Linked DNA regions of Homo sapiens: region 1 is linked to region 2. Evidence: read pairs that join two places in POLR2A ChIA-PET (ENCODE). Cell type or tissue: OCI-LY7. All regions are shown on one strand. Each heading gives the region's core, and the rest is flanking DNA. Links, peaks and the distances in the headings are about the cores only. Region 1 holds the start of SF3B4 (splicing factor 3b subunit 4). Region 2 overlaps VPS45 (vacuolar protein sorting 45 homolog).

The links. Peaks named below come from ENCODE experiments on the same cell type or tissue, not always from the same donor. Only the 100,000 strongest peaks of a DNase experiment are listed, where the experiment ranks them.
Region 1: POLR2A ChIA-PET joins it to region 2 with 10 read pairs; 6 of 35 experiments call an interaction of 5 or more read pairs at or near these places.

What each region holds. Positions count from the first base shown.
Region 1 is chr1:149,926,875-149,929,786 of GRCh38, forward strand. SF3B4 (splicing factor 3b subunit 4) reads right to left here and starts at 929. Exons shown (of 6, transcript NM_005850.5): 1 at 852-929; 2 at 292-420; 3 at 1-44. The coding sequence starts at 885. MTMR11 (myotubularin related protein 11) reads right to left here. Exons shown (of 17, transcript NM_001145862.2): 16 at 2,749-2,912; 17 at 1,777-2,443. The coding sequence ends at 2,255. RefSeq lists enhancers at 726-1,105, 2,240-2,309. In OCI-LY7, for the core only: no CTCF peak of the experiment used is centred there; DNase peaks (open chromatin) are centred at 987 and 1,437; H3K4me3 peaks cover 2,201 bases; H3K27ac peaks cover 1,711 bases.
Region 2 is chr1:150,141,347-150,144,258 of GRCh38, forward strand. All of the region lies in intron 14 of VPS45 (vacuolar protein sorting 45 homolog), which reads left to right. Among named protein-coding and RNA genes, the nearest start is that of PLEKHO1, 7.1 kb to the right of the region's middle. In OCI-LY7, for the core only: no CTCF peak of the experiment used is centred there; no DNase peak of the experiment used is centred there.

The DNA.
Region 1 (2,912 bases), core at 42-2,541, 210 kb before region 2:
ATAGTCAGCATCTTCCTCACTCAAGAATTCCACAAAGCCATAGCCTGGAAAAGTGGAGAAGAGGAGGTTAACAACGTAAGTAAAGAGACTGAAAATGGGGTAAAATTCATCTACCCTCTAATCACAAAGAACAAGAAAGAAACAACATCACTTTACTTAAGAATGGTTCCAGAAATAAACTGAAGAGAGGCTTAAAAGAAAAAAATCTTTAGGTTGCTCATGTTATTCCAAAACAGTTGTGAATACTGCTGGGACCCTCCGGGAGCAATTCGCCCCTTGTCATGTACTCACCTTGGTGCTGGCCAGTGACTCTATCCTTTGGCATGTGGGTGTTGACTACTGGTCCAGCCTGGAGAAACAGTTCCCACAGCAGCGGTTCACTAACCTTCTCATCCAGGCCCCCCACGTACACAGTGGCATCTTGAAGGGAGGGAGCAAAAAGAGCAAGCGTGAGAGTGTAACGGGAAGGAAGGAAGTGATGGAAACATGAAGATGGAACCCAACCAGGGGAACTGGGGACCGCGGTAGGGGACAGGAGCAAAAAAAAAAGTTTAAACCCTTAAACTTCTCTCTTCCCAGGACTTCGGGAATCCTCTGAAGTCTAATTTAGTATTGTGAGTGGGTTTTTTTGATTTTTTGAGTGAGAAGTCAGCAGGGGACCGGACTTAAGTATCACACCCAGAGGCCTCAGCCAGCACCCGGCCACCCCGCCCCCAACAGGCAGAGGGCCGGTCTCGCGCCCTCTGGGGAAGGGAGGAGTCCAGTCTCCCACCCCTGCAGAGACACTGCTGGCTGTAGTCGGGGCCTCCTAGCCACGCTGAGCCCATTCCAGACTTTCCCCCTCCAGTTACCCTGATTCCGCTCGGAGATCGGCCCGGCAGCCATGGCGAAAGAGATCCCGCCGTCTCCCAGCAGCGGTTCCGCCTTCTGACCTCAGCACGACTTCCACTTCCGGGGCGAAGACGGACGTAGCGGTGGGCGGGGCCGCGGAAGAGGAGGTGCCTGGAAGCGGCTGCAGCCATCTTAGGAGCCTCCGAAACTTAACCTGGGTCGGGCGGTAGAGTCCTCGGCTCGCGTCCTGAGGTGCCGCTGCTAGTTGTCTTAGCGAGGAGGGCGGAACGGAAACGCTCAGGCCCTCTTAATGCACTGCTAGACTTGAAAGAATCACACTGCTCTCAAAAGTGTAAATTCGAAAGCTAAAAGAACAAAAATTTCAGTTTTAATATATTTTGTGGACAGTGATTCTTCTTCTGTTGTCCAGAGAAGGATGTGCTGAAGAGTTCCCCCCAACCCGAGGACTTGGGGGCTTTCAGGCGCAGAGGGAGCCTTCCCTCTCGCCTGCAGCCTTCTTGCAGATTTGGCCTCACAACCCTGATTTGGGCTGGAGGTATTTGGTTTTCCCTCAGGGGAGGAGACTGCGAAATGTCTGAGCTTAGAGTGACGTCTGCGCTCACCTCGTCCTAATTGCATGGGGAGGGTGAGGGCTGCTCCGCGTTGGTGTGTGACCACAGCTGAGGGGTGGATGGGATCGGAGCTCTAGAGTCTGGATCTCTAGAACACTCTGGCCCCATCTGCCTCTAAATGGGAGACACACACAAGAGAACCCTTTCCCCAAATTGCACTTGAATTTTGCAGAGCCTCACCAAACCCAGTTCCCCTATTTCCTTAGCAATAATATGGTGGATGCCTTCCTCTCTTGGGTCATACACCCCTTTTACCCACCACTTTCCTACCTAGGAGAATCCTTTATTCAAACACAAGAAACAATGCCAGCAATGTGTATAAATACTATGCTTTAATGAGCCCCTTAAATAGAAATTCCACTACAAAAATACAGAGGAGATAGGGTGTTTCCTGTATCCGCCTCATTCCCATAGAAAACTATAAGGGAAGAAATAGAACTTGGAATTAAAGCAGCAGCAAGGCGAGGTGAGAATGCGATTTCTAGGCCATCTTGTTGGGACTGATGAACAGCATCTCTGATCTCATGATTTAACATCTGGTTATCCAGAAGGGATGGGATTGGCCTAAAAAAACCGATCAATTTCTGGATTGTTTTTGTTTCTTAATCCTTCAAATGACAAGAAGCAAAAATATTTGTAGAAACTAAGCAAGACAAGAGTTGGAGCAGTTAACACCACTATCTGCAGCAGAAACTCAGACCTTCTTAGTGAACTTAAGGGCTGAAGTGTGAAAGCTGAGGCTGCAAGTGCAGATACAAAAAAAAAAAAAAAAGATTAGACAGAACCCTCCTCTACCCCAGATCCCCCTCTGCCCTGCCTTTGAGAATGCCAGCAATTTCAGTGGGATTGAGAATGGTATGTGGATCTCTTTTCTTGGAGTGATCCTCAGGAGATATTCTTGGTGTCCATTTCCGTAATAACTCCTGAAGATGGGATAGCTCATCCTGGAGGCCAGAGATTGTGGGAGCTGAGAGGCCCATCTGGGGAGGAGGCAAAGAGGAACAGAGAAGAATACTGTTGTAGCTCTGGCCCCCTGCTTCTCTGCTACTTCTGGTGTCTTTAATTCTGTTTCCCCTTTCAGCTATGCCCTAAATTCCACTTAATCTAAGCCACAAGCACTTTCCCGCACCTCCTACACTCCCAAACCTTGTTTGATGCCAAGAGGAGTAGAACTTCACTTCCCAGACTCCCAGAGGCTTCAGCTCCTTGCCTTTCCAGCTCCTGTTCATCTGGTTCAGCAGAGTCAAGTCCCTTGTCCCACTCCCAGTCTATTTTCCCTTCTTACCTGGACCTCAGGCCTTCCCCTCAGGTAGCAGCGTCTCCAGAGCCTGATCTGGGGTCCCAGATACCCAGGCAGCAGCAGCCCTGGAGGTAAAGGGCAAGCTCCCCAATGTGAGGGGAGACCCCATTCCTGGTCAGCCAGGCTTTCAGAGGAGATAGCAGGTCGAG
Region 2 (2,912 bases), core at 96-2,595:
TGTGGAGTATAGTGAAAAAGGAGGAAGACATATCCTTAAATTATATACACATACACACACATAGTTTTTGTTACAGTATGATAGCTTTGTTTAGGAATAGAAACACAGTTGTTCAGCTGAATTATTTTAGTAATTAATATTTTTAATCCTATAAACATTGGTCTCTAGTCCCTTACCAGTGATGTAAGTGGAGAAGCTTGCTTTTCAGTGTGTGACTCAAGACTTCTCAAGGTTGACTTTTTAAAATCAGGGTTGGGGTTCTGCTTTTTTCCACCCACCTTCCTTCTATACATGGAGTCAGGAAAACACCCTTGATGACAGCACAAACTAAAAAAAGCAGTAGCATTAATCCACTCTGTTAGTTTCTGGCACTGCCTCTGTTTATACTCATATTGGATTGTGATTGTGTATCTGTCTCTGAGAGTCCCTTAAGGTAGGAATCATAACTAAGGTGTACATTTGTACACCTAGTTCAACACCTAGTTCATAATGGATGCTCATTAAACATTTGTTGAATTGGATTGAATTGAACTGAATTGAACTGGACTATGGCACCAACGGAGAAGGGGATTTTTGAGTTTGCTTTTAAGTGAGATTGATTTAAAATGAATTTAGAAAGAAAAATTATTCTTTTTGTTTTGTTTTTAAACATAGTCTAAATTTGGGGTACAGCTAGCAATATGTTCATTCGCCATAATTTTTTAAGCATTCTGAGCAATGACTCATTAGAGTCCCCAAATAGTTTTTTTTTAAGTCATAGTGGCCCTAGGAAACAAAATTAGGCTGGTAAATATAAATAGTAAGTGTGTTCTCATTATAGTCAGGAATGTGGGGTCTTGTTGATATACAGAGGAGGATCTTTATTTCTTCCCTTTGTAGCAGAGTTGGAAATGAACCAAAGATCCCCTGATAAAATTCCTATAGGGCTTCCCAGCACATTTATTTCATTCTTTCTAGAAGTCATCAAGACTTATTGTGTTATTGTTCAAAAAAAAATCAGTGCTACCTCATTTCCTAACACTTGTTTTCTGACCTCCAATTGTGTCTAGTCCAACTGGCCAAAAAGCCAGGCCAAAGATGTCTGTATTTCCATAGAGGAACAAATGAACTTAGCTTCTACTCCTTTCCCTCTACTTTGCAATTTTTTCTTTTGCAAAGGAGTTTGGAATTTAAATTCTCCAAGCCCAGAATCTTTCAATGCAAGATGGTAATAAAACTGCAAAACAATGGTAATAACTGGTCATTCCTCCAGTCCTCTGTCTTTTAAATATCTGTCTGCTCTGAGAGAGAGTCCTGAGCATCCAAATAACTTGTTGTTGTTGCTGTTGTTGTTGTTGAGACAGGGTTTCACTCCTGTCGCCCAGGTTGGAGTGCAATGGCACAATCTTGGCTCACTGCAACCTCTGCCTCCAGGCTCAAGCAATTCTTCTGCCTTAGCCTCCCAAGTAGCTGGGACTACAGGCACCTGTCTAATTTTTGTATTTTTTATAGAGATGGGGTTTCACTATGTTCCCCTGCCTGGTTTCGAACTCCTGGGCTCAAGCGATCCACCCGCCTCAGCCTCCCAAAGTGCTGGGATTACAGCGTAAGCCACTGCACCCGTCCATCCAAATAACTTTTATATTATAAAGAAGGCTGTCTTGCCAATGGGTAGCTATTTTATTCATTTACTCAGCATAACTTTATTGGATACCTCTGTGTTAAGCCCTGGAGATCTAAGGTGAGTAAGACTTCCCCCTACCTCCCAAGAAGCTCACAGTCTGTCTTGGCAACAATTATACAGTGCTAAGATAGGAGTGGGATAAAGTAATAACAGTAATTAGTTCAGCATGGAGGGGTCTGGAAGGGCTTTACAGAAAAAGTGACTTTTATGATTATGTATTTATGTATGTATGTATGAATGAGACCATGCCTGGCCAGAAAAGTGACTTTTAATCCTTAGTCTTGAAGAATAAGGTTCTTGCCAGGCGCAGTGGCTCACGCTTGTAATCCCAGCACTTTGGGAGGCTGAAGCAGGCAGATCACTTGAGGCCAGGAATTTGAGACCAGCCTGGCCAACATGGTGAAACCCGTCTCTACTAAAACTACAAAAATTAGCCAGCATGGTAGTATATGCCTGTAATCCCACCTAATCGGGAGGCTGAGGGAGGAGAATCGTTTGAACCTGGGAGGCAGAAGTTGCAGTGAGCTGAGATTGTGCCATTGCACTCCAGCCTGGGCAACAGAGCAAGACTCCGTCTCAAAAAAAAAAAAAGAAGATTTCAGCAGAGAAAGAATAGTCAAACATAGGACATAGTAAGAATAACTACTTGAGGTAGGAAAGCTCATGACGTGTTTAGGAACAGTGAGTAGTTGGGCATGGATGGCATAGAGGCTGCACTCTGAGAGATGGAACAGACAAGTGGGAAGCAGTATTGCAAGATGCTGAAAGGCACAGAATCTAGAGCCTGGATCTGAATCCCAGCTGAGCCACTTACTAGCTGTTGTGACCTTGGCAAGTCACTTAACCTCCCCTCTATAGCTTTGTTTCTTCGTTTTTTAAAATGAGGATAATAGTAGCATCTGTTTGACAGGGCCGCATGCATATATGCATATATACACACACATGGCTTTAAACGGTGCTCAGAACAAAATGAATATAAGTATTCTTTATTAGGGCACATTATGAAAGGCCTTGAACTGTACATTTTCCATAAGTAAAAGAAAGGTTTTAAAGCAGAAGAAGGGAGAGTATACAACAGGATATAATCTGTATTTTGTTTTATTTTTTAATTTTTTTTTTATTAGAGACAGGGTCTTGCTCTGTTGCCCAGGTTGGTCTCAAACTCCTGGGCTCGAGCAATCCACCCGCCTCAGCCTTCTAAAGTGCTAGCATTACAGGCCTGAGCCACCGCGCCTGCCTGTAATCTGCA